Linked DNA regions of Homo sapiens: regions 1, 2, 4, 5, 6 and 7 are each linked to region 3. A link is a contact called in ENCODE Hi-C or POLR2A ChIA-PET data. All regions are on one chromosome and are shown on one strand. The core of a region is the stretch at or near the end of the contact, and the rest is flanking DNA. Distances in the headings are between cores, read along the strand shown. Region 1 holds the start of PIAS1 (protein inhibitor of activated STAT 1). Region 2 overlaps LOC107984781 (a long non-coding RNA gene). Region 3 holds the start of RPLP1 (ribosomal protein lateral stalk subunit P1). Region 4 holds the start of FEM1B (fem-1 homolog B). Region 5 holds the start of MAP2K5-DT (MAP2K5 divergent transcript). Region 6 has its middle 27 kb from the start of LINC02204. Region 7 overlaps UACA (uveal autoantigen with coiled-coil domains and ankyrin repeats).

Region 1 (3,609 bases), core at 1,110-3,609, 1.4 Mb before region 3:
ATGTTAAATGAGGGTAGTGCTAATGCCCTCAGTCTTAGTCACAATTTCACCTAGGTTGTTAAATAAAAATCATGGGATGCCATTGTTTTCAACCAAATTCCTGCATCAGGCCTCCAGATCAGACTAAAAATCAAAATGGTGTCACCCATGTTCACCAAAACAAAACTGAGTTATCTGGTTTTCCAAAAAATGGTAAGAGAGATAGCCAATTTTCCAAACAGAAGTTTCAATCTTTAACAGGCATGATAATGAAATTTCCTGTTTTAATCCTTAAAATAGAATACCTGAAGTAACCCAATGTTAACCAATCAGTTTTCTTTCTACTGTTCTGTCTCCACGTCTCCACCTTAAAGAAAAGTGACTTTGATATAACCAATCTGCTTTTTGTTGTTTCTGCCTTCTTCAGTCTATTTTCTGTCTCTAAAGTTAACATCCTCTGCTTGATTCATTGCAACATTTATTCTATTTTGTGGAATGAAGTTTTGTCCAATTCTAGGAGTGCAATAATGCCAATGAGATCTTGAATCTCAATTTGTTTTACTTTTGTTTCTTGACAATGGAGAGGTTTAGGCTAGAGAGCATTTTCAAAGTCATGAGCATATAGACTTCAAGTCAACCAGTTAGATGAGATCACCTGGTGATAAAATAGAGAAGAATGCAAGGACCGAGCCCTGGAGCAGTCCAACATTTAAAGATTGAGCCAAAGAGGAGAAACCAGCATATCAAAAAGGAGGCCCAGTGAGGGAACAGGACTATCTGTGACGTGTAGGTAAGTTCAGGGGGAAAAGTGTTTCAAATCAAAGGAACCATGTCAATTATTCGCGATTCTACAGAGAGGTCAATTGAGATATGGATAGAGAATTGGCAATTGCCTTTGGAAACAAGATCATTAGTAATCTTGATAAGTGATACAGATGATGGAAGCCAAAGCTCGATCAGGGTAGACTGAGAAGTGAATGTGAAGTGAGAGGTAGGAACAAGCACTATTGGAGAGATCTTGAAAAACCTTTCTAAGAATTTATGAAGATAGCAGAAAAATAGGGCAGTTCCTAGAGGCGATTTTGGAGTCAAAGGAAGTTTATTTTAGATGGGAGAAATTTCAATATATTTATATGCTGATAGGAGCAATTCAATTGAGAGGGAAAAAACTAACGATGCTGGAGGGTAGGTAATTGTAAGAGTAAAATCCTTAGGAATGTGCGTGAAAAAAATCCGGTCACTGGTAAAGGGACTGGCCTTCCTAGGCGCAGGGACACTTCATTCATAGCAACCCAAATGTTACTATGCAGATAAGGGTGGTTTTGATGGTGAGAAGATAAGGGAGTTTATTTCTGATATCTTTCATTTTTTCCATGAGTTATGAGGCAAAGTTGATTAGTAAAAGTGGGGGTTGGGGAGGAGGTATATAGAAGGCTTTCAGTAGAGACGAAAAGGAATGAAATAATCCTTCCATCAAGTCTACTTAAATGTCAATTTAGTGGATAAAACCCTCCCAGAATTAAGTACATCTCCCAAACCCTTTCTCTCTCTCAATGACCTTTTGCTCCTTTCTGGTACTCACTAACATTTGCAATTGTATCTTTGTTCGTTCACTTCTCTGATTCCCCATTAGAGAACTACAGAAGGGCACGGACTTTGATTTCAAAATGTATATTTAGCCGTTAGCACAAGGCAAGCAGATGGTCACTAAATAAATACTTTTTTAAACAAAAATGTTAATGAACACCTTCAAAATTTTGTCTTACGCCACCTCGTTAAAATACTTGTTTGTGCAAGTCACTTTTCCTCTCTGAGCTTTCATTTCTGAATCTATACCATGGGAATTATCTCTTCCTTGCCTACCTCCCCTCGTTATCAAGAGGATCTGAGCCAATAATGATAGAAATGCTTCATTAAGGGCCCCTTAAATGTAATGGATTTCTATTTTTAGCCCACTGGTAGCCTCGCAGGTAGCAGGTGCTGAAAAAGCCTTGCTTATTGGGGGTTGGGGGACAGCATTGTTTCTGTGACCGTAGGCGTCGAAGCTATGCAGAAGCGTTCCGCGGACCGCAGAGAGATGGGGCTCAGGCCAGCATCCCTCTCGCTCCGGCCCTTCCCGGGAGGAGCTGGCCGAGCTAGGATGGGGGGCAGGGAGACCGAGGGGGCAGTAACTGTCAAACCTCGCCGCTTGGCGCCATTATTTAAATGGAACGTGCCTGTCTCGCAGCTGTACGTGCCCGGGGCGGGGCTTCGAGCGCCCTGAGCGGGGCGGAGGCTAGAGGCGGGCTGGGAAGGTGGAGGGGCGGGCCGGGGCGGGGCCAGGCCGGCTAGAGGGGCGGGTCTAGCGGCGGCCCCCGGCGAAGTTCACTGCGCTTGCGCTGACAGACGCAAGATGGCGGACAGTGCGGAACTAAAGGTAAAGCGCAGCTCGAATTCACTTCTAATATTCGGCCGCGGAGACGGCGCCGCTGCTGCCAGGGGGGATGGGTCCGACCCTGGGGGGCCTCTCGGGCCTGACTCCACCCGGGCCTGGAGTTGTAGGGAGAGAGGCGCGCCCGGTCTCAGCAGAGGGGGCCCGCCTGCGGCGGGCCGCGGGCCCCGGGTGCCTCGGGGGCGCTGACGGGTCGTCCCCGGCGTGTTATTGTTGTGGGCGCCTCTGGCGGGGGTGGCGGGGGAAGAGATAGGGAGTCCGGAGGTAGGGGCTGCAGCTGTCTCATGGGCTCGGCTTTTTCACCTTCCAGTTAGCCTCCCTGCCCCCCATGGGGAGCTGGGGCTGGGGGCAGGGTGCTCTCGTAGGGGGGATTGGGAAAGCTCCCCGTGGCCGCTTCCTCTTCCTCCTTTGCAGTCCCGGGCTCCTGTCAGGCGCTCTTCTCAGACCCCCGGGAACTTGGCTTCGGCCGCCCCGCCCCTCCGTGGATCCCAGTAGCCCCCGCCCCGGACTCGGCTTTCCCCGGCTGCTCGCTTGTCAGGAAGCGCCTGGGGTGCCCCGCTTGTGGGAAGCGCGATCCCGGGGCGATAGGGTGGGGATCTGGGGGAGAAGCTCTGGTAAAGTTTAGCGAGCCCCGGGCCGGCGTTGGGGTTCGGCTGAGAGGTAGTGAGCGGGACGTTACTCTTTCTCTCTGATTCCGGGCAGCCGAGGGGAGAAACCCCCTCGAAGAGTGTGTCTTTGGAAGCAGTGTTGGGAGGGGGGGATGCAGCTACCTCTCTCCCTTCTTTTGCCTTAGCTGGTGTGGAGGGTGAGAGGAGCCTTTGGGGGTCTCTGCACACACCATGATGGCGATGCTGTAGCTGATGGAGGTGAATGGTTCGTGTTTATATCCCCCCATTGCCTTTTGTTTGTAGGGACATCTTGCTGGCCATGTTGATTTGAACGAAATTCTCCCCTCATGCTACTCCAACCCCCGATAAATAGAACGTTCCTCTTAACAGTACCAATTACTCACGCCTCACGAAATTAGATGAAAGGGTGCCCCCTTTTCCCCGCTTTTCTCCCACCCCAATCTTTACCTGATGATGGCTTCTTTACCGTAGCAGATATACCACTACACAAGCAGTTGGGGGAGGGGGTGGTGGAACCCTTATGACTGGATTGTGACAAATGGGGCTCCGCTTGAATAATTTTGGTTTAGT
Region 2 (3,995 bases), core at 964-3,463, 1.1 Mb after region 3:
TGTCGAGAGACCTCAGAGAACCAGTTCAATGCCTCTGCCCACATGGCCTCCCCCTATTTGAAGACAAACACTTTCACTGCAACAATATCCCTACAGAATGTAGGTCTTTCTGTTATTATCAGTCCTACTCTGGCTTGAACTGCTTAGCGTGGTGGAGGAAAGACATGTTTATGTTCTGTATTCGTCTCCCAGGTTGGAGTCAGAACCCTTACTTTATGTTAAGGCCATGTCTCCTTTCCATTTCTGGCTCCCTGGGGCCGAGGTCTCTGCCTTCCCCTTAATGAAGTCCATATAGCATCCAGATCTCCCCAGATGGGGACCTGCCTGGAACTGGCATCAGGCCAGGGCACATGCAGGAGTGCAGAGGAACATCCCTTGGGGGAAAATCCGCCTCTCCCTGTGCCACCCACACTTTGCAAATCACCCAAATAACTCTCTGCCCAGGAGCCACGTCTTTGCTGGGGGAAGGGCAGCTTAAATTGGTAGCTTCCGCACATAACAAGCTCAAGACCAGACAAAGCCTGCCGAACAGCCCCCGGGGGAACCAGTGGTTTTATGAGCCCATCATATTTACTATTATCCAATGAGTCATCGGCTGCGTGCTTTCATTTTGAGGCTGCAGGACGAATAGGCTCTCATCAGAGCCACTCTTAATCCATTATTTATGCCCGCTCTTTGTCCTCTCAATTGTACCTTTGCAGACAGGAGCTTCAGTCCACATCTACCAGCAGCATTTGCCAGACTAATGCACATCCTTAGTTCCAAAGTCTGTGGTGTTTAAAAATAGCAAACGAGGCAAACACTCTGATTATGAAATTTCTAGCTGATATTTCCCTTGCCTTTCATTAGGGAGAAAGCTAGCATTAAGTGAACCCACAAGTCCAACGGGTAGAAATAAGGAATACTGTGTTTTTGACTTCTGCTCAGATCCGTTTCCCAGGAAGCTTATGTGGGTCTTGGAACAACGGGGATCAACAATGTGAATATGTCTATTGTGCCTGCAGATCCCATTGCTAATGCCCGGGAAGGACAAGTAATTAGTTTATGAGTAAATTGTCCTCAAGTTTGCATTTCTAGTACAAGAACTAGTCACTAAGCTTTGAGAATTGACCTACGCATTTCATGCCATGGGAAAGAAAACATAAGGTTTGTGATTTAAAGTCACTCATTACTTTCTACAATGATGGATAAGCAGAGGACAATTCCCTTGGTAGCTAATTGTCCTACTGCTGCTTGTATCACTGCTCAGAAGGATGTGTTACCTGGGCTAGGCAGAAATCCAGCACCCTCATGGAGGCAACCCTGGAAACCCCTTGTGGGGTGCTCTATGCATGTCTGGGTGGGTATCGGGTGATGGATGGGACTGTGAGGGATGGGCAAAAACCAGGAAAGAATAACAGGGATAGAGCAGCAGATGGTGAAACAGAAGCACATGCTAGGCCCACTTGGATTCTCCCTGGAGTTTGAATCTGCAGCAGAGTGGCAAAAAGACAAAATGGTCGACACTCATTAGCCCTGGCAGTAGGAGCAGCAATGGCAACCCCTTAAGAACCTGTCCTTTCAGGCCAGGCGTGGTGCCTCACACCTGTAATCCCAGCAGTGTTTTTGTTTGTTTGTTTGTTTGTTTGTTTGAGATGGAGTCTTGCTCTGTCGCCCAGGCTGGAGTGCAGCGGAGCAATCTCAGCTCACTGCAAGCTCCGCTTCCTGGGTTCATGCCATTCTCCTACCTCAGCCTCCTGAGCACTTTGGGAGGCCGAGGCAAGCGGATCACTTGAGGCCAAGAGATTGAGACCAGCCTGGCCAACATGGCAAAGCTCCCCATCTCTACTAAAAATACAAAAATTAGCCAGGCATGGTGGCGTACACCTGTAATCCCAGCTACTCAGGAGGCTGAGGCATGAGAATTGCTTGAACCCGGGAGATGGAGGTTGCAGTGAGCTGAGATCACGCCACTGCATTTCAGCCTGAGTGACAGAGCGAGACTGTCTCAAAAAAAACAAAAAAACGAAAAAACAGTTCTTTTATCAATAGCTCCTGTTTCTGAGCCCCACACCCCACCCTGTTTGTGATCCCAATTCTAATTGCTCTGAGTTGGTTCTCTGCCCTCCATTCAGTTCCATGGGCTCTGCTACATGCTTCCAATAAACTCCTTAACGCCTACATTAGCCACAGGACTTCCTGTTGCTTACACTCAAAGCACTCTAGCAGATAAGAGCTGGAAAGTGAAAGCAAAACAGGAACATAACCCAAGATCAAAGGCCCAGTCGCCCAGAAGAAGGCTTGAATCAGAGAGGCAGGCACTGACCCAGGGCACAGGGTGCATGAAGCCGGGGGTGAGCGCCCAAAGGACAGGAGTGCATGCCTTGGAGCTCAGATGTCACCCTATCAGGCAGGTGACATTGTTGTTGACATCTTAGATCAGTGGAAGTCAACCGTGAGGCACCCCAACCTTGGTTCTTAATGGTGTCAGATACAATATGACAGGCCAGGTCTTAATCCGCCAAGTGTTTATTTTAATTTTGACCAATATGAGAGGTAATTTTGGAAGGTAAATAGGCATTTTTTTTTTTTTTTGGCCTAGGATGACTTGAATGTCACTGTAAGAAAGCAGGGCACTGGGTTAGAATTATATATTCATTCATTAAACAAACATTTATTGAGCTCCTCTTCTGTGCAAATATCTGCTCTGGGCGCTGGGGAGACCAAAGTGACTAAGTCATAGGCTCTGCTTCTGAGCATGAGGAGGGACGGCGGCCAGCACACAGCATGCCCCAGCAGTGCATGGTAAGGACCCAGAGACTGGAACACATGGAGTTCAGATGCAGAGAAACCTCTTTGAGCTGACAGGGTCAGGAAGGTGATGTGGGGCCAGCATTCAAGGTGCTCCTTGAGGGAAAGAGAAGGTTTCACTGACAGCAATTCCAGATGCAGAGGAGAAAAAGAAAAATGGCAAGTGGTCTGAATTGGCTGGCATGCCTCCAGGCCCAGGCAGGATGAGGAGGTAGGCTGACGTCAGATTGTGGAAGATCAGGCTGAGAAGTCTGCATTTTACCTGTAGTCAATGGAGAGCCAGTAACAATTTGGAGCTGGAGAGGGACATCATCAAAGCAGCAAACTGCAGAGAATCTTGTCAACAATCTGCTTAGCAGATTGGGGAGGGGAGAGTCTGAGCAAAGTTCAAGCTACTTGGAGGCTACTGCAATAGTCCAAGCAGGACCCTTCCCCTAAAGTGAACAACAGGAAGATGGAGATGAAAAACCCTGACGTGAGAGCTTGGCATTGAAAACTAGATGGGCATGGTAGGAGGGGGCAAGCCAGGGGGCCTCAGGGTTTAGACTAGAACGGTTTCTCAGTTCCATTCGAATAACACACATTTTCCTGGCACCTCCTATGTGCACAGCATGTGTTAGCAGGTGGTGAGATGGCAAGGAAAATACTGGAAGGCCCAGGTCCTTATAAAAGGCCAGGGCTTTTCTAAAATGTGCTCCATGCATCCACATCTCACCTTCATCATTAGTGAGTGGACACTGCACCTCTCAATTTCCCCACTGCCAGGTTACCTGAGTGGAGGCTTGGAGGCAAGAGAAGAGAATTGCAACCCAGAGGAAAAACTACAACTCTTGTTAGCAGTGGCTACTCCTTAGGCCTAGGGGTATAAACCCAACTCCCAGCCAAGGCCTTCATCTGGCTAGTTTATGCCCTGCCTTCTAGACTGCCTCTGACTCTTACCCCGGATTAACTTCACCCCAAAACAATTGACAAGGCCAGCCTCTATTTGTTTCAGAGCCACAGCTATACTCTGCAGAGTTTTAGCCCAGACAAAACACTCAGAAGAGTGCACTGTGCATTGTCCCAAATCCCTTCCACATGGCATCTCTCACAAGAGGCTGGCAGCACAGGCAAGGCAGAGCTGTGCCAAGCCAGGCCATGCCTCTCCATCACTTCCAGCACGAAGGGCCAAAGCCCAGCCCACACGCCACTCCTACTTTGGTGAG
Region 3 (3,540 bases), core at 698-3,197:
GAACAAGAGTGAAACTCCGTCTCAGAAAAAAAAAATTTTTTTTAATGGCTTATTGCATAGTATTTTCAAAATATTAATAGGAAATTTTTACTACGATAGGAGAATATGGGGCAGTGGAATTTGTCTGAAGTAACTGTTGAATCCACTAAGTCCTTCATCAACACAAAAGGAAATGCATGAGTACTGATGTTTTGCTTAACTACTTCTCTTGAATAGCTGTGGTTAGTGCTTACTGTTTGATACCCTGTAAAAAGTATTATCTATAATATATAGATGGAGAAGAAGATTATTTCCTCAATGACCACAAAGTGCCACTTGTCAACCAGATCAGTTTTGTTTTTTTGAGAGGGAGTTTTGCTCTTGTTGCCCAAGCCGGAGTGCAATGGCACAATCTCAGCGCAATGCAACCTCCGCCTCCTGGGTTCAAGCGATTCTCCTGCTTCAGCCGCCCTAGTAGCTGGGATTACAGGTGCCCGCCACCACGCCCAGCTAAATTTTTTGTATTTTTAATAGAGACAAGGTTTCACTATGTTGGCCAGGCTGGTCTCGAACTGCTGACCTCAGGCTATCCACCCGCCTCAGCCTCCCAAAGGGTTGGGATTGCAGGCGTGAGCCACCGCACCCGGCAGATCAGTTTTTTATGTACACTGCTGGACAAACAGTATTTTGGACTGACTCATTGTAGCTTTGGAAATGTTTGGATTTTTTAATAGCTTTAACCTTTCTTGACCAAAATTCCACTATAATGGCTGCTTAGATTTGGATGAAAACTCAACAGCTTTATTTTTTAAAAGTTTGATAGCTTTATAAATGCTTTTTTAAAAAATTCCGGATGTGAAAATATTTATGTTTGTAGTTAAGATTGACCCAAGTGGGACTCTAGATCGGTGGATTCCAACAGAAATGTTTCTTCAGAGATGATTATTAAATAATGGGATGGACTAAACAAAGAAGGTGCCCCCCCCCCACCAAAAAAAAAGATATATATACATAGAACTAACTTTCCGGTAAACTAAGCAAATTCCACGAGGAATGCAAAGATGACCATTTTTGAAGGTAGGAATTTAAATTGGGTTTAGATAACAAATAACGGGTTGTAGACAGCTTACCCATAATCCCTCCTTCCCCCAAGCACTAGGCAGTGAAGTTAGACTTCTGGATTCCACCTCCACGCTCACCGCGCGGCACTATGCAATCTTCGGTTAGTTACCAGGTCTAAGTTAGGCTTCTGGATTCCAACTCCACGCTCCACCGCGCGGAACTATGCAATCTTGAGTTAGCTACCGGGTCTAAGTTAGGCTTCTAGATTCCAAATCCACGCTCCACTGCGCGGTAACTACATAATCTTGGGCTAGTTTACCAGCTCTAAGACTTAATTTTGCCATATGCAAGATGGAGATAACATCCAACTCCTGGTGTGTGAGGATTACGTGAATCCTTGCAGAATGTGGCTCAGTGCCTGGGACATAGTAAGCGCTCTACGGCTTCTGCTAGCATAACGCTGTTAGTTTCTCTCATCCTCCTACATCTACCTATCTCAACCAAGGTCCTGCGCTAAGCAGGGGCCTCCAAGCTGGGACGCAGCCCTTACTCTCAGGGTCAGCGCCGGCTGGGAAGGCCGCGACCTAACCAGGAGATTACGAACAATGTCACCAGGGCCACAGCGGAGCTCCTGCCAAGTCAAGCAACTCATGGAACCAACGGAGGCGAAGTCCGAATACCTAGGCAACCCTAACCTAAAAGTGTTTTTAACGTTCTCAGGTCCTATAATTTACCCAAATAAAGTGGGACCGTATTTGCAGGCGCTGAGAAACTTTCTCAACAGTAAGAACCAATCAGGCGCAGTGCGCAGGCGCCTTCAGTGGGTCCTGGGTCCGCCTCTTCCGCCCGGTGCGGGCGCCGATTGGTCCGCGTGGACACATAAGAGGCTGCGTATAGGCGCGAGAGCCCCTTTCCTCAGCTGCCGCCAAGGTGCTCGGTCCTTCCGAGGAAGCTAAGGCTGCGTTGGGGTGAGGCCCTCACTTCATCCGGCGACTAGCACCGCGTCCGGCAGCGCCAGCCCTACACTCGCCCGCGCCATGGCCTCTGTCTCCGAGCTCGCCTGCATCTACTCGGCCCTCATTCTGCACGACGATGAGGTGACAGTCACGGTGAGTGCGGGCGCGGGCCGGCGGCCGGGCTGCCTGTGGGCGGTGACTTTCGGCTCTCCATGCGGTTCCCGGCTCCAGGCCGTTCGACTGAGCACTTCCGGCCGGGGCCAGGCCGCGAACACAGGCCGCATAGGGCGGGCGCTCCTCGGGGCTGGGGCCTCTCTCCGGGCAGGTCCTGGGCCCCCGGGACCACGTGCGGGCCCAGCGGGCATGGAGTGCGCTTGAGGCTGGGCGCTCCGGCTCCAAGAGCCTTCGTGTAGAAAAGCTCTTCCGCAGTGCTTGGGCACCCTGACCCGTGCCTCGTCTCTCTCAGGGACACTTACTCGGACCTCTTTCGGTGTAATTGCCTTGAATTCCCCCGGTCGTGGAGGAAGGCGCCCGAGCTCGGCTCCACCTCCCAGGTCTTGTAACTTAAAAATAGCCGCGTGACTCAGGCAAGTCCCAGCCCGTGAAACAGCAGTGATGGGCTCGCCTCATTGCAGGGCGCCTGGCACACATCTCTTTTGCTTGTGATAGAATATTTGAGCTGGTTAAACATGTTATGTACACTTATTGAGTGACGTGCAGCATTTTGGAGATATTACATACGCTACGTTTTGATGGATTGACGTTTTTATTTGTTGTAGGAGGATAAGATCAATGCCCTCATTAAAGCAGCCGGTGTAAATGTTGAGCCTTTTTGGCCTGGCTTGTTTGCAAAGGTAAGGTGATGGTGGCAAAGTGATTGTGGTAAGGCCTGCTGATTTACGAGGGCAGTTGTACATGCTAAAGTACCCCCAGCGGTGCCATAACGCCCCACATGCCGCTGGATCTCCTAGGTGTTTTTCGTTGCATGTATATCTCTAGGAGCTAATAAGATTTCAGCTTGTCAAGTCTTACGTTTCCTTATCAGACTCTGGTTTCCCTTTTGCTCTGAAACCATGGTTAAAAAAAATGTGAATCAGGTCATTTATTCCCAAAAAGGGTCACTCGGGAGATAGGTACTACGCATGTTAAGTTGCAAGCAAATTCTTTTTCTTTTTCTTTTTTTTTTCTTGAGACGGAGTCACCCAGGCTGGAGTGCAGTGGTGCGATCTCAGCTCACTGCAAGCTCCGCCTCCCGGGTTCACGCCATTATCCTGCCTCAGCCTCCCGAGCAGCTGGGACTACAGGCGTGCGCCACCATGCCTGGCTAATTTTTGTGTGTGTGTTTAGTAGTGACGGGGTTTCACCATGTTAGCCAGGATGGTCTCGATCTCCTGACCTCGTGATCCCCCCGCCTCTGCCTCCCAAAGTGCTGAGATTACAGGCTTGAGCCACCGCTCCCGGCCCGCAAGCAAATTCTTTCAGTAAATTCTTGCATTAAACCTATGGTTTGATGGACATTTGGGTTTAGCGGACTTCATTGACA
Region 4 (3,652 bases), core at 477-2,976, 1.2 Mb before region 3:
GTGCATGCTTGCCGTATGGAGCCAGAAAAGGAAGTCATCACACATCTGAATGTGTGAATCCGAGACCAAAAAGCCTGGGTCCCTGTCAAACACTGGGTTTTTTCATGACCCTGAAGTCCCCAAATAAACCAGCCAGCTTCCCCCACTTCTCTATCAGCTATTTCAGAGACGCTACCAGTAGAATCTTACCTTCAGCCCTTATTGCCAATGCTGTTTTTGTTTATGGTAAGGAGAAAAATAACTCGTGTTTCTGTAGGGATCTGCAATAAGTGGGTAAAGCTGAGCTGTAGAATGGAGAGAATTTGAGAAGTGACCCACACCTCCACCAATAGCTGCAATGGAAGTGAGGCCTTTACCTCCTAGAATTGGAATGGTGGGGTTCAAATAAAATAATGTATGTGAACTTGTTGAGCCGAGCCCAGTCCCTTGGAGCCACATAAATGCATTTGTTCTTTCTCTATGGTAAATTTTGTCCTTTGGGGAAGGGAGGAAGAGGGAGGAAGTCACTTTCATATTGAGTTTTTTGAGACTGTCCCAGAAGCTTCATCACCTACCATTCACTCCTACCATCCTAATCCAAGGCCTGTCCCCCTATCTACTCTTGCCTTCCAGAGTTTATTCTCCATACAGCAGCCAGAGTGATCTTTTTAAAAAACACAAATAGCATCTTGTCACTTCCCTCTTTAAAACCCTTCAAATGCCCCCATCACAGAGTAGACTTAAACCCTTTGCTATGGGTTATTAGGCCCTAACGTGTGTTGCATCCTCTGACTTCATCTATCATTCTTACTGTGGCCCACTCTGCTGCAGCCACACTGACCTTTCTGTTTCCGAGCTCACCAGACTGTTCCCTCCTCAGGACTTTTATATTAGCTGTCCCCTTTGCCTAGAATACCGTCTGTTCTTGTCACTTGTCATAGAGGTCTTGTCTGATCACCCAAACTAAATGAGTGCCCCCATCATTCTATTTCATTTGCTTCAGAGCAAATGGTAATGATACCAGTTCAACTGATCTTGTCTATCATTTGTTGACTTATTTGTTCCATTACTGAATCCCTAGTGCTAAGCAGAGCCTGGCACGTAGTCGACCTCTAATATTCATTGGATAAACGATCGTTTCAAATCCTAACAACAATCTTGTGATGTCTGTGAGAAAACGGAGGTTCTGCCGGCTCAGGATGAGATTCCTGCTCTGTCTGAACGCGGGACTCGCTTTCCTTCCCAGGATACCTCGCTCCTTCCACCGCGAGCGCAGCTCCCCTTCGCTCCCATCTTTCTCTCACACTTAACCCCTTTCTCCGGGAAAGTCAGGCCGTACTTCCAGTCCCTTCTCAGAGCCTGGTGTTGTGGCTCTCAAGCCCTCCCACATTTCGGGAACTCAGAAACGCCGCCCTTTTCCTGAAATGGACCCTCCGAGTACGCGCAACCCCTTCCCTAACCCCGGCTCAGGGGCAGAAGCAGGACCCGCACCGTCTATAGTAAAATAGGGTGGTCTCCTTAGCCCATCAGCTTAGCGCCCTCACTCCGCCCCCACTCCCTGGCTGGAGACCCTCAGGGCCGTTTAGGGGCCAGGAGGAGGTTCCAGGAGTCAAGGACATTGAGGACATCCAGGCCCAAACGGGATGGGCCAACTACGCGCAGCAGAACCTTTCTCTACCGGGCCCGCGTGTGCCCGCCGGTCGGCTTAGGCGGAGACACCCCACTTAGCGTCCCTCCCGCTCCCGCCCTCTCCTCCCGGCCCTGTCTGCGAAAGCTCGTCTTCCTCCCCGCCCAAGTTCCGGCGCCGCTCTTGCGGGAGCGTTCCGCATCGCCCCGGGGGCCCCTACGCGAGGATCTCCGGGGCCGTTGGCAGCGCCTGGCACTTCTGAGCTCGGCGGACGAGAGCCTGCAGGTTTCCTCCAGTCAGGGACGGCGAAGGGCGGAAAGCGCAGGAGGAGGCAGTGTTAGGCCTTAGGCCGGGTGGGCCGGGTCAGGAGAGACGCGCCCATCTTTCGCCATCCGGGGTGCGCGAGGTCCTCTCGGGACCCGGCCGGCGACCCGTAGCTCGGGCACGCGCCTGTCGCATCCCGCAGGAAGGAGGGGTCCGGCCTGAGGCCCGGGGCGGCGTCCGCCATGGAGATCCCCTCGGTCCAGGGCCGGCGCCTGGGACCTGGCGGGCGGCCCTGACCGCCTTCCTCCCTGCGCGGGCTGGGTCGCGGACGTGCCCTTCGCGGCACTCGGCCTCCTCTGCGTCTCCGCCTTCCCTGGGCCGCACTGCTGCCTGGGCGCGGCGGCGGCGACGGCGCCCTGTTGAATGGGCTGTGAGGGCCCAGGTTTAAAGCGCTGGCGAACGCGGCCTCCGGGGGCGCACGGCAGCTGCAGCGGTGGCGACCAAACGGGTGTTGGAGTTGGCGGCGGCCATGGAGGGCCTGGCTGGCTATGTATACAAGGCGGCCAGCGAGGGCAAGGTGCTGACTCTGGCCGCCTTGCTTCTCAACCGGTCTGAAAGCGACATCCGCTATCTGCTTGGCTATGTCAGCCAGCAGGGAGGGCAGCGCTCCACGCCCCTCATCATCGCAGCCCGCAATGGACACGCAAAGGTGGTACGCTTGCTCTTAGAACATTACCGGGTGCAGACTCAGCAGACTGGCACCGTCCGCTTCGACGGGTAGGTACATCCCAAGCCAGCCTCTCTCCGACGCGCGCGGACTCGTTAATTCACGGGCCCTCCCCTCCCTCACCCTCTCTTACCCTCTCTTCATGTAGGTACTCACTTCTCCCCTTTTTGTACCACCTCCTGCCCCACTAATGCCCACTTCATCTTCCAGGGCTAATAATCCATCCCATGTTTTGCTGCCCGTCCTCATCAGCCCCTACCCCTCATTCCCTCTGTGGGAAGATAACCACACCCTCGGCCTTGAAATCTAATAGTCGTCTTCTCTACTAGATAGTCTGTGAACAAGCCATTTGGAGGAGGTGGCTGCCTTTCCAGGTTTTACTTTTAGTGGAACTGGTGATGTAACTGATCAGAAATTAAGGAGGTCAGCGGTTAACATTGAAGAACTCCGAAAGAGTTATTTGGGCATCCATTTTTACTCCCTTCAAGTGAGTGGTTCCGTAAAACCTTCAGTGGGCTGCTGGGCTTTAATGTCAAAATAAGCACCTAGAACCAGCAGCAGCTGCAGCATCATGAGGGATTGTCACGCAGCCAGACATCTCAAGACATGATTCTGATTCCTCCACGTTGCTCGGTGTAGATATATTGGCTACTAAGATGGCATTGGACCTGATGTGGGAGATGATGCCATTCTTAAATTACATCTTATCCCGTGATGTTGTGGGGAAGCTTGATCATTTACTGTTAGTTGAGGTGGGAAGTTTAAAAATGCACATTGTTATGCCTAAGATTTGCCCTTTGAGTTTAATTGTACGAATTTTTGGGTATTTGACCAGAATTGTCAGGTTTGACATTATCCTCTTTTCTATGCTGGAGGATTATAACACGTTTTACAGATTACAACTGTATAACGATTTTGCTACATATGTTTTGGTTGACTTGTGGTAGTACATAAGCTATTTTAGCATTTTTTTTTTCTTTTGAAGTCAGTAGGGTCTGAGCATAAAAATATATATCTTTAGTTTTTGGTGATTAGAAACTGCCTGGCTAAAACTC
Region 5 (3,514 bases), core at 828-3,327, 1.9 Mb before region 3:
AAATAAATAAATAAAATAAAATAAAATGAAAAAAAGTACTAAATGCAAACTTCTTAAGATCACATGCAACTTCGATGTTAAATACTAAATATTCCTTAAATTTAGACAGTATTCAATTTGGTAAAGATCAGAAAGTTATATTTTGTCATTTATGATATCAAGTGGAATGTATTATCAGTGATTATGATGCTTCTCGCAATGAGAGTTATAACTTTCTGGAAAAATCCTTGCTCAAATCATCAAAGTTAAGATTTCTTACTACATAAAGGCTATGAAGAGCTGACGTGTAATTATATTGGCTCTGCAAATATTGGAACAGAAATATGAGTTTGCCATTAGTGTAAGAAAAGCTTCAGAATATGTATGCAAATTTGGCAAATTGAGTTGGTTTTCCCCACGGTACTTCGAATAAAAGAGACATTTTAACAAATCACAGGTTCATAGAAAATCTCTAGTTTCGTGGTCTATTTTCTAAAATAATAGGAAATGAACTTTTAATAAAAGTACATGAGGACTTTTGATGAACGGTTTATTTTTCACAGAAGTGAAGTGCAGGTGAAAAGGGGAAATTCCTAGAATATCTGAAGGATCTGACTAAATGAATTTCTACCTAAGCTATTGATTTACAGTAACTTAAAATGTGATAATTTATCTCCTACAATGGCCTTTCAAATTAAATATAAAAGTAACTCAGAGTAAAGTATGCAGAAAAAATTTTGGTATTGTAACTGAAAATGACCAACATTAATTTTTTTCTCTCACATTAATCAAGCACCTTACTGTTAGAAGGGAAACTGACAAGCCTCCTCAACCGAGTTTATACAAAATTCAACCCCAGAAAGTAAAGCCAATTCGTGCACCTTCATAAGAAAGAAATAAAGGACGAACCTACACATTACAATTTGTAAAGAAACTTCTGTAGAGGCACCATCGTTCTACAACCTTATGCACTTTAAAATCTGAGGTAACAAGGCATTTGAAGATAACCAAGGTTGGCCGGGCGCGGTGGCTCACACCTGTAATCCCCCCAGCACTTTGGGAGGCTGAGGTGGGCGGATCACGAGGTCAGGAGTTTGAGACCAGCCTGGCCAACATAGTGAAACCCAGTCTCTACTGAAAATACAAAAATGAGCGGGCACGGATGGCGCACGCCTGTAGTCCCAGTTACTCGGCAGGGGTTGGGGGCTGGTGGGGGTGGTAGTGCTGAGGCAGGAGAATCGCTTGAATCCGGGAGGCTGAGGTTGTGGTGAGTAGAGGTCGCGCCGTTGCACTCCAGCCTGGGCGACGGAGCGAGACTCCGTCTCAAAAAAAAAAAAAAAAAAGATAACCAAGGTTTATTGCTACTTCCGTGATATCACCATATCACCAACTGCGTAAGCAGTGCTATTTAGTTGAAAATACATGGACTAGACCGAATATTTCTGCAACAGTTTAATAAGAGACGATGATGCGACTACTGCAGCTGTCCCCAGGCAATTAAACTCTTCGGCGAATTTCTTTACTATTGCTTTTGAACAGGGAACTGTTTGCTATTTTAGGGCACTCGTGCGGTAAAGAACTTCACTGAAAAATGCAAATATGTTTTGCTAATGTGGGAGAAAGATGATGATCCTCTGAACCTGTGACTTGGAAGGGGGGATAAAAAAGAACTATTTCTTGAATTCTTGCCTTGCTCTTGCTGATTCGATGCACACAACCCCACGAACATTCAGATTCATGGCTTGACAAAGTGGGGATAACCGGGAGCTGCAGCCCCGTCTTTGAAGCTTTTGTAAAGACAAACGGTCTGCAATGTTAAGCCTTAAATTGGCTTTTGGCGGACTCCAGCCTTTTACCCTTCGTTTGGTAGATGTTTTCACCTCGCTGTCATTAAGCAGGGTCAGGAAATGGAAGGGCCGTGACCGGGTCGCCGCGGGCGCTCTGTGGGCGATGAGGGTCTCCTGAGCGAGCAAGACCAGTCTCTCCCCGACTCGCCACGCGCCACGCGCCGCGCGCCGCGCGCCGGTTCCTCGGCTTCCCACGCCGGGGGCGCATCCTCCCGGGAGCTGCTGCCCTTTTCCAACATGGCGCCGCGGGAGGCGGGTCCCGCTCGTCGGCTCCCGGGGTTCCGGCGCCGCGCGTTTTGGTTCCGGAGTAACAGTGTCGCCGCCGCCTTCCTCCTCCTCCTCTCGCCGCTACCGCCGTCGCCGCCGCCGCAGCCGCCGCCAGTCCGCGCGGCCTCGGGTGGCCGGAGCTCAGCCTGCGCGCGCCGCGCCCTGTGTCTCCGGGTGGGGCAGAAGACTCGCCCCTTGAACCTCCCGCGGGGACTCTCCGTGGTGTGGCGGCCCTGGGGCTCTTTCTTAATAGCCCCGGACTGAGTCCCCTCCAGTCGAGGACCCTCTCCTAGTCCACTGACGAGCGGTGGACACCTGCCGCTGTATCTCCCCCAAACCGAGTCCTTGCCCTGCTGCCTCCTCATACCCACACGGCGGCAGAGACCTTCACCATAGCGTTCGCTCAACTCCAGAACCTTCCGACCTCCGCTAGTTCCTGCGGGCCTTTGCCCGCTTCCCGGTGCACCCTCCCCGGGAGACACCTCAGACCCCCGACAGCCTGGGCAGGCTCGGTGCCTGCGGGTGCGTTCCTGATCACCCCTCCCCTCTTCCCTCCCCCTCATCCTCCATTCCCTTGTTTTCACCCTCTGTCCTCTGCCCGTCACTCCCCTTGTCACCTCTTGGAGCCCCCTCCTAACCAGCGGCCAGTGGGTTTCCCATACCCCAGGATGTGAGCCTCTTTAACCTGTAATGCTGTGGCTAGCCCTTGGCCCCTTTCCTGCCATGGAGAACCAGGTGCTGGTAATTCGCATCAAGATCCCAAATAGTGGCGCGGTGGACTGGACAGTGCACTCCGGGCCGCAGTTACTCTTCAGGGATGTGCTGGTGAGTGGTAATCTCAGTGTCCGGATGCCAGCAAGGGGGACTCAGGGACTTGAGTAGTCAGCACCTTGACCACTGGTGACCTGAGCCAGTGGCAATGGCTACTGCTGGCTTCCTGTGGAGGCAGTTTTATTGCTTCAGGCACAGCATTGATAAATTGCAACCACTAAAACCTGGCAAATGTCTAGGACCCTGGGGAGATAGATCAATCTGACTGAACCCCTGCCCTCAGAGAGCTCATGGCCCGGGCTGGGACACACATATAGACACAACCACGCAAATGCAAACTGCTGAATCTAGAAGAGAGGTTTTTTCCCCCCAAGTGTTTCGGGGAATGTCCTTGGACAGATTCCAGCCTTGTTTTTCTACTGAGTTCTCTGAACTTGGTGACCAGCTGAGAAAGGGAAAAAGGACAACTTTAACTTACCATGTTTGAGCACACTGTTTCATTAATTTATTTTGAGACAGGGCCTCACTCTGTCGCTCAGGCTGCAGTGCTGTGGCACGATCTCGGCTCACTGCAGCCTCTGCCTCCTGGGCTCAAGCGATTCTCCTACCTCAGCCTCCCAAGTAGCTGGCACATGCCATCACACCTGGAT
Region 6 (3,666 bases), core at 76-2,575, 1.1 Mb after region 3:
GAGACACATAGAGACAGAGACAGAAGGAGAGAGAGACACAGAGATAGAGACAGAAACAAATGGAGAGAGAGACAGAGACAAATGGAGACACAGAGAGATGCAGAGACAGAGACAGATGGAGAGACAGGGACAGAGACAGATGGAGAGAGAGACAGACACAGATGGAGAGAGATAGAAACAAATGGAGAGAGATAGAGATAGAAACAGATGGAGAGAGACAGAGAGATAGAGACAGGGGCAGACAGGTGGAGAGAGATGGGGAGAGACAAGAAAGACAGAGGCAGAGACGGAGAAAATAAGACCCTAGTTCTTAAAACTCAGTCATTAAGTCATGGGCACTGGTCTCAACCCCTCATCTGCTTCCTCTGGACTGAGCCTCCTCTCCCAGCCACACTCCTTGGAGGCCCCGCCAGGTCAGACTTTGAGTTTTGTCCTCTGGCTTTACATTTCACTTCTCAGGCTGCAACCAATACCAATACCAATACCCCCTGCTCCTATTAGCAGCCTCCCTCCTACTGCTGCTCCACACCTCCCCTGACACCGCATGCCTGTGTGCACACACACACAACAGTACACACAGCAACTCGCACACACACCACAGCACACACATAGCTCACACACACACAGAACACACAACTTGCACACAAACAGCTCACACACACACCACAGTGCACACACACAGCACAGCACACATAACTTACAAACACACCACAGCACACACACAGCAGCTCTCACACACACACACCACAGCACACACAATAGCTCACACACACGCCGCAGCACACACACAAACCACAGCACACAAACACTACAGCACACACACACACAGCACATACACCACAGCGCACACACACAACAGCACATACACGACAGTGCACATGCACAACAGCACACACACAATAGTTCACACACACAGCATACACACACCAGTGCACACACATACCACAGCGCACACACACACCACACACAGCACATACACACCACAGCATACACACAATAGCTCACACACACCAGTCCATACACACACACGCCACAGCACACACACCACAGTCCACACAAACAGCACATACACAGCAGCTCACATATACCACAGTATGCACAATAGCCCATGCACACCACAGCACACACACAACACATACACTCTACGACACACATACACACAACACACACCCCTCCCCCCACCTACACACAAACATACACTCTTATTTTTGCCCCTGTTCCATCTGGCATTTTCTGGAAGTCATTGCTGGAAGTTGACGCGTTCCACCCTCCAGTCCAGGCTGCCTGTGTTCCGTCCTCCACAGCAAGCCTGCGGGTGCAGGAAATGAGAGGCCACAGGGTTGTGGGCTGGAGACAGAAGGGGAGGGAGGGGAAGGCAAGCAGTAGTCTGAGTCTGAGCTGTCACGTGGAGACAAATCAAATGCCACCGCAGAGTTTACTCGAGTTTAAAACATGGGAAATGAGCACCCCAAACATTGGACCCAAAGATTTTCCTCTCAGTTACCACTTTTGAGGAGTAATTTCCACCCAAGTGTGGCGTATGCACAGCCAGGTGTCACTGCCAAGCCATTTGATGCCCCCGAATTCCTTTTGAGGCACCACCTGCCTTTCTTCTTTGGCGCAAGCTGGGTGCTGCTTTGTGAAGAAGGCAGCTCAGATGTCTCTTGGAATGAATACATCAGAGGAAAGAGTTCAGTTAGAGGACTGATCCTGAACATTTCAGTGAATTTCAGTAAGCTCAACCCCGTGAGAAAACACTCAAACAGAATAAGCCACCCACAGATGAGTCTAAAACAAAATATAAACAAATGCAAGATGCCGGGGAACATTCTGTGTACACCAGTGTCAGGGAGCTCAAGGTAAAAGACAGCTGGCTGCCGAGAGGTGAAGTTAAAATGCGTGTGTCCCCTAGACGTAGCTCCCTCAGTGACTTGCCATGGGTGGCTGCTACCACTCCTCTCAACCCTGGTCCTAACCACCCAATCACAAGTTCACACCGGTCAGATACCCAGGGCTGGCTGCTGTTGATGCGACTCCCTCTGACATCCTCTGGCGTGGCAGGTGAGGACTGGGGCCCTGGAGTAAGAAGGCTTGAGGTTTGAATCCTGGCACCATTGCCTGGGGACCAGCCTGCCTTCTCTGTGTGCCCGCTTAAATGGGGATAGGAACCGTAACTCTCACCATATTCTTAAGGGGATTAGGTAAGTTGATCTGTATGAAGGTGTATCAGCCCAGGTTCAACCAAAGAATAGAACCAGTAGGAGATATAGATTAAGAGATTTATCTCAGGCGATCGGCTTATGCAATTGTGGATCTGGCTAAGCAAGTCTGGAATCTGTAGGGCAGCCCATCAGGAAAGGCAGGCTAGAACTCTCAGGCATAGGCTGAAGCCACCGTCCACAAGTAGAATTTCTTCTCCTTCACGGAAGCCTCGGTTCTACTCTTAAGGCCTTTCCATTGATTGAATCAAGCCCACTCAGATTGTCTAGAATAATTCCTTTTATGTAAAGTCACTGACTTTGGACTTTAATGGCTTCTATAAAAGACCTTCACAGCAACACCTACATGAGTGTTTAAATAACTGGAGACCCTGGCCAGGGCAAGGTGACATGTAAGACTGACTGTCACAGAAGGATTAGCACAATGGCTGGCTCATGGTAATTATCCACTCAATAAAGCTCAGCTGTGATTTTTTTTTTTTTTTTTTTTTTTTGAGGATTCTAAAGCATTCACTGATGAAGTTGACAAAATAAGTCAAGCATTTCCCCTTTTTAGTTCTCATCATACATGGCCAATAGCGCCCTCTTCCTCACTTCCAAAATCGTTCCAACTTCTTTGGAATTCCTCAGTTCCAAAGAAGGCTGAAGGCTCATCCCAAGAAGCCAAAAGGAAGGTGACTTATTTTTCAGACATTCTCAGCCACATTTCCTGAACACACTGTGCCAGACTAGCACCACGGTTACAGATACAGATGCAGGTACATGTTGGTCCCCACCCTCCTGGATCCTGGGTGCAGGGTCCCACTCTCCTTCTGTTCTCTTCCTTGACCAGATGCCTCCCGCTGGGCCTACTGCAGTACCCAGGGCCTCCTCCTACAGCTGTCCCACAAAGGCTCTGGACCAAAGGAGACAGACAGGTAGAAATCCAGCCCATGCTCTGATTGGTGCATCTGCCCAGAGGGCCACCTTTTCTCATCACTCAGAGGAGCCATGAAAGCTAGTGATGGCCAGTGCAATGCCTGCATGGCATAGCTGAATTTCTACTGGGTCCTGACTCTGCTTGTCTTTGAGAAACAGGATGCCTGCAATAAAAAGTTCCCTTTGTAACCAGACCAACTGAGAGTGGTTAGAGCCAAGATAGCCCACCCTCAGGCTTCATTCTAATCTCATCTCCTTGCTAAATGATGCTCCCACCAGTGCCATGACAGGTTGACAATCACCATGACAATGACTGGAAGAAGCCATCAAAGGACAAAAAGGAAGGCAGCCCTTCAGCTCCAAGGCAGTTCACCACCCAATTCCAGAAAATATGGGAATATTCCTCCCCTGGCTTTTAACATCCAACTCCTTCATGAGAGAAAATCCTATATTCTCACCCCTTCACCCCTCACTTGTTGAGAGGTCGATTTGTGAGCCAGGCTCCCGCTCCTCCAATTCCATGGCCATT
Region 7 (3,875 bases), core at 974-3,473, 1.2 Mb after region 3:
CTGATGTACTCAGCTTTTATTTGGTTCTGAGTGTTTTCCAGGTTTCTTTTTAATATTTCATTCTTATCTTTTATTTTTACAAATTCCTGATTTATATCTTCAAATTTTTTCTTCACATCTAATAATTCTCTGTTAGTTTTGGCTAACGTGTCATTCAGTGTCATTTTAACCTCTTCATGGGTTTTAACTGGCACATACTGATTACTCATCATCTTCTTCAAGTTAGTGTTTTCAGATGTGAGAGCGTGTATTTTCTCCTGGTCTTCACCACATTTTTTCTTAAGTTCAGACAGCTGTTTCTTAAGTTCAACAATATTGGATTTCAGAGCTATTATCTCTTTTTCATGTTTCTCAGGAGGTACAAACACAGTTTCTAGGCGGCTTACATCCTTACTTAAGCTGTCATTTTCCAGTAGCAATTTCTCCATTTCCAACTTCTTTTCTGTATATTTTTGTGTTACATCTAAAAGCTTTCTATTAAGATCATCAATAATTGCATCATGTGACTTTTTCATGTCTTCACTTACTTTTAAAGGAACATAATGATTTTTCATTTCAATTGTTAAGTTATGTGCTTGCTCCTTGAGGAGCTTATTATCCAAATAAACTTTTTCAATTTCCTTTTGTAGTGTCTGATTTTTCAATGTTAACTCAGTGATCTTCTTCCCAAGTTCTCCTGATTTCTGTTCTAATCTGCTCTTAACCTGTTCATGTTCCTCTGGTTTGACGTGCTGAGCAAGCTTGGCCTTAACATTCTCAAGTTCTCTCTTTAACTGTCTAATTTCACTAAGTGATTTTTCATGTTCTCTTTCCATTTCTACTAATTTTTTTGCTTTCTCATTCACTTCATTTGATAATGAGCTCTTCATGTTTTCAAATTTTTCAGCTGGAATGGAAAGGGCCAACTTCGCTGACAATTCTTTTGCCTGGCCTTCCATCTCTGTGACCTTTCTTCCTTTCTTCTCTCGCTCCATTTCACACATACTAAGTTCCTTCTGTAATCGCTTATTTTCTTCTATCAGCTTGCCTTCATCCCTCTTAAACTCTTCTACTATCATCTCATTTTGTTTGATTTGGTTTCTTAATTTCCCCACTTCTGCTGAAGCACCTTCATATTTTACTTTCAAGTCTTTCAACTGATCCTTCAGTTCCTCGGTTAGTCTGTGATTCCCTGAGGCTGCTTCACTTGTTAAGTGTTCTTTAAGGGCAAGAAAATGGGTCTGCATTTGTTTAACTTTACCTTCTGACTCATACATCCTCTTCTGCACATCTTTTAATGCATCTTCTAATTGCTTTATCTGTTCATCTGAATCCTCCTTGACCCTTTCACATTCTAATGCTAAAGCTTTGCATTCTGCCACTTTGTGTGCCAGTTCATTTTGGAGCTTCAGTCGGTCTTGTTTTGCTGACTCACAGAAAGTTCGCATTGCTTCTAACTCTTTCTTTAAAATTTCATTTTCAGAGTATGACGTTTGACTGGGTAAAGATAGTTCCAGAGGTCTTAACATAGATCTGCTTTGCATATGGGCTGGTATACCTGGGGAAGTACACTGAAAAGAAAAAAAAAAAGACATCAATCACAAAAGCCTAAATGAGACATTTACTATACTTATTTGCCAAACTTAGAGAAAGTTAGCACATCATCAGGAATCAAAGGGTTTTCAGATTAGGCAGTAAGATGGAAAAAAAATCACAATGCTGATTTTTGTGGTAAGGAAACAGTTCTGGATATGATTTCCTTAATACATTCACAACATTTTGAGAGTTCTGTTCACGTAAGTCTATTTCTGGCAGAACAACGGACAATGGCCATGGCTACTGGGTGCTATTTTGTCTTTCTTCCCCCATTCATTAACACCTACCCACACATGAATATCATCAACTTTATCAAAACATATTTATTATTTCTATGTTTTATGGTACATAATGTGCTTAGAACTTTAAATTCTGAAGAAAACCATCATATCCTTGAATAAAAACAAGTACTGCGATTTTAAATTTGCAGATAATTTCATAGAATTATAGATTTAACTAATAAGATTTTTGACTTCTGCGTACCTTCACTGTTAATCCAACAGAATATTCTCTGAATTATAAAAATACCACGAAAAGAAACCCAGCTAGTTATCAGAGTTGTCAAGAGAATGATTGGTCACAGCCAGCACCAGGGAAAGAGAGTCTCCCAATAGACAGAAAACACCTGGAGCTGGTGACAGCGGCTTCCTGATAAGATCTCCGGAGCTGGGTGAGCAGGCTCAAGCATGCGCACTAAGAGGCAAAATGGTGGATGTATGACCTTCTTCAGGGAGCATTTGACTGGTAAAGGAAAATAGCCCCTAGAGAGCAGGTGCACAACCTTAGTAAAGGCACTACACATGTGGCCCCTCCTAAGTGCTGACAGGCCACTATGCATGCAGATAGCCTGCCCCCAAGAGAAGAATCAAGGGAGGAGAAATGCAAACCCCAAAACCAAGCCAGTGCATAAAAATCCCAAGCCAAGGGCTGAACAGGGTACTGGGATCTCTCAAGCCGCCCACTTGGCCTTCTTCCAAGTGTACTTTGCTTCCTTTCGTTCCTGCTCTAACACTTTTTAATAAACTCACTCCTGCCCTAAAACTTCCCTTGGTCTCTCCCTCTGCCTTAAACCTACTTCTGCCCCTCAGCCGAATCCTTTCCTCTGAAGAGGCAAGGATAGAGCTTGCTGCAGACCCCTACAGATTTACTGTTAGTTAAATCTGAACTGCCTTTCCCCTGGATCAAGAGGAAAAAAAAAAACCAAAAAATTATATTTTGGATTATTCATATCTGTCTTCCCCTTTATATGGGCAAATATGAAGAGTTAACTAATCACTGTTAATGAACAGAAACTTAGCATCAAATGCAATGAAACTATAATTCAAATCTCTTATTATAACCACTATCATCAAAAACACTCTAGAGGGCACCAGAAACAGCAATATCTGTTTTTATTAAACTCAAGAAAGCAGGACCAACTTGTCTTTGATAATGAAAACCTCACTCTATGTATATATACTTAATGTACAATGCCGCTTTCTCCTCTCTTTATAAAGGCACAAAAATTTTCTTTAAATGTTTTTTAAAATTAAAAAAAAAAACAGTTATTACCTGTGAGTCTGCCATATACATCTGACCTTGTTTAAGAAGCATATCTTCTTTTCCTAAATAAATGCAAATGAATGACATTTTAACTTCAATATCCATACTAAAGTAGGCTAAACATTAATTTGATGTTATTTCCTTTATTATTCAAATAAAAGAGAAGCAAGAGGTACAACACAAAAGTATCCTCATTCTAAAATACCCATTTTCCCCTTATTATTTCTATAAACAGAAGTACCTACAATCTACTGAACAACAGATACTAGGTTGGTTTTTTTTTTTCTTATTTTTTTCTATGCTCTCTCTCAGCAGAATCACTAAAACTTCAGAAATATTGAGGACTCTTAAACTAGGCTACATGATAATAAAACATATATCTTATAATCAATCAAAACAAAAATGATGATTTAAATTTATAGCATAAATATTACTGTTGTAGGAGAGAATAGTTTAATAGTCACTAGGAAACAAAAACAGATTTTCTAGAGAAACTGTTTAACATTGCAGAATAAAAAAGATTATGTAGGGTCTAAAAATAATTCATAAATGTAATTTTAAAATGCCTACTTGCATTAAGACCGATTTCTCCAAATTAGAAAACTATGTTTATGTTCTTTCCATAAAAAAATGAACCCTAAATATCACAAGACAAATGTCTATGTCTACTAATCAACAAGGCAAATTTGGTAATTCATACAATATACAATTTTAAAATACAGGTAGCTAAGGAGAATCAGAGCTTCAGTAATTATCAG

What was found. Hi-C counts contacts between places; a loop is a spot of excess contacts on that map. ChIA-PET counts read pairs that join two places held with the same protein, here RNA polymerase II (POLR2A). Pooled maps may share reads with other maps.
Region 1: a map of CD8-positive, alpha-beta T cell shows a loop between it and region 3 (9-fold over the local background). The contact joins the promoter of PIAS1 here to the promoter of RPLP1 in region 3. A Hi-C loop is called at or near these places in 1 of 168 maps with a recorded cell type or tissue (CD8-positive, alpha-beta T cell) and 7 of 50 pooled maps. POLR2A ChIA-PET finds 5 or more read pairs at or near these places in 1 of 52 experiments (naive thymus-derived CD4-positive, alpha-beta T cell).
Region 2: a map of B cell shows a loop between it and region 3 (4-fold over the local background). The contact joins the enhancer-like site here to the promoter of RPLP1 in region 3. A Hi-C loop is called at or near these places in 3 of 168 maps with a recorded cell type or tissue (B cell and naive thymus-derived CD4-positive, alpha-beta T cell), 1 of 37 single-sample maps with no recorded cell type and 7 of 50 pooled maps. POLR2A ChIA-PET finds 5 or more read pairs at or near these places in 13 of 52 experiments (CD4-positive, alpha-beta T cell, CD4-positive, alpha-beta memory T cell, CD8-positive, alpha-beta T cell and 9 more).
Region 4: a map of CD8-positive, alpha-beta T cell shows a loop between it and region 3 (9-fold over the local background). The contact joins the promoter of FEM1B here to the promoter of RPLP1 in region 3. A Hi-C loop is called at or near these places in 2 of 168 maps with a recorded cell type or tissue (CD8-positive, alpha-beta T cell and gastrocnemius medialis), 1 of 37 single-sample maps with no recorded cell type and 13 of 50 pooled maps. POLR2A ChIA-PET finds 5 or more read pairs at or near these places in 1 of 52 experiments (PC-9).
Region 5: a map with no recorded cell type shows a loop between it and region 3 (8-fold over the local background). The contact joins the promoter of MAP2K5-DT here to the promoter of RPLP1 in region 3. A Hi-C loop is called at or near these places in 1 of 37 single-sample maps with no recorded cell type and 7 of 50 pooled maps. POLR2A ChIA-PET finds 5 or more read pairs at or near these places in 2 of 52 experiments (activated CD4-positive, alpha-beta T cell and activated naive CD8-positive, alpha-beta T cell).
Region 6: a loop to region 3 is called in a pooled map, with 4 times the contacts of the local background. The contact joins the enhancer-like site here to the promoter of RPLP1 in region 3. A Hi-C loop is called at or near these places in 1 of 168 maps with a recorded cell type or tissue (CD4-positive, alpha-beta T cell) and 5 of 50 pooled maps. POLR2A ChIA-PET finds 5 or more read pairs at or near these places in 4 of 52 experiments (CD4-positive, alpha-beta T cell, HEK293, activated CD4-positive, alpha-beta T cell and 1 more).
Region 7: a pooled map shows a loop between it and region 3 (3-fold over the local background). The contact joins the enhancer-like site here to the promoter of RPLP1 in region 3. A Hi-C loop is called at or near these places in 8 of 50 pooled maps. POLR2A ChIA-PET finds 5 or more read pairs at or near these places in 5 of 52 experiments (CD4-positive, alpha-beta memory T cell, GM12878, activated B cell and 2 more).

What each region holds. Positions count from the first base shown.
Region 1 is chr15:68,051,956-68,055,564 of GRCh38, forward strand. It overlaps PIAS1 (protein inhibitor of activated STAT 1), which reads left to right and starts at 2,360. Exons shown (of 14, transcript NM_016166.3): 1 at 2,360-2,395. The coding sequence starts at 2,372. RefSeq lists a silencer at 2,159-2,658.
Region 2 is chr15:70,526,183-70,530,177 of GRCh38, forward strand. It overlaps LOC107984781 (a long non-coding RNA gene), which reads right to left. Exons shown (of 2, transcript XR_007064698.1): 2 at 2,491-3,052. Among named protein-coding and RNA genes, the nearest start is that of LINC02205, 22 kb to the left of the region's middle. RefSeq lists an enhancer at 2,276-2,325. Within about 2 kb of position 2,214, at least 7 of the 41 ENCODE cell types and tissues checked have a DNase peak (open chromatin) inside an H3K27ac peak, as active enhancers do; they include B cell, CD4-positive, alpha-beta T cell and CD8-positive, alpha-beta T cell, where a contact is called at or near this core.
Region 3 is chr15:69,450,871-69,454,410 of GRCh38, forward strand. RPLP1 (ribosomal protein lateral stalk subunit P1) reads left to right here and starts at 1,948. Exons shown (of 4, transcript NM_001003.3): 1 at 1,948-2,150; 2 at 2,777-2,851. The coding sequence starts at 2,079. RefSeq lists enhancers at 1,654-1,703, 1,984-2,233, 2,384-2,493 and a silencer at 2,254-2,303.
Region 4 is chr15:68,276,019-68,279,670 of GRCh38, forward strand. It overlaps FEM1B (fem-1 homolog B), which reads left to right and starts at 1,727. Exons shown (of 2, transcript NM_015322.5): 1 at 1,727-2,647. The coding sequence starts at 2,400. RefSeq lists enhancers at 1,723-2,624, 2,367-2,566 and a silencer at 2,007-2,336.
Region 5 is chr15:67,540,553-67,544,066 of GRCh38, forward strand. MAP2K5-DT (MAP2K5 divergent transcript) reads right to left here and starts at 2,078. Exons shown (of 1, transcript NR_186334.1): 1 at 516-2,078. MAP2K5 (mitogen-activated protein kinase kinase 5) reads left to right here and starts at 2,151. Exons shown (of 22, transcript NM_145160.3): 1 at 2,151-2,918. The coding sequence starts at 2,784. RefSeq lists enhancers at 1,091-1,591, 1,244-1,293 and a silencer at 2,167-2,286.
Region 6 is chr15:70,558,031-70,561,696 of GRCh38, forward strand. No RefSeq gene overlaps it. Among named protein-coding and RNA genes, the nearest start is that of LINC02204, 27 kb to the right of the region's middle. Within about 2 kb of position 1,326, at least 3 of the 41 ENCODE cell types and tissues checked have a DNase peak (open chromatin) inside an H3K27ac peak, as active enhancers do.
Region 7 is chr15:70,667,913-70,671,787 of GRCh38, forward strand. It overlaps UACA (uveal autoantigen with coiled-coil domains and ankyrin repeats), which reads right to left. Exons shown (of 19, transcript NM_018003.4): 15 at 3,127-3,179; 16 at 1-1,550. Among named protein-coding and RNA genes, the nearest start is that of SALRNA2, 35 kb to the left of the region's middle. Within about 2 kb of position 2,224, at least 2 of the 41 ENCODE cell types and tissues checked have a DNase peak (open chromatin) inside an H3K27ac peak, as active enhancers do.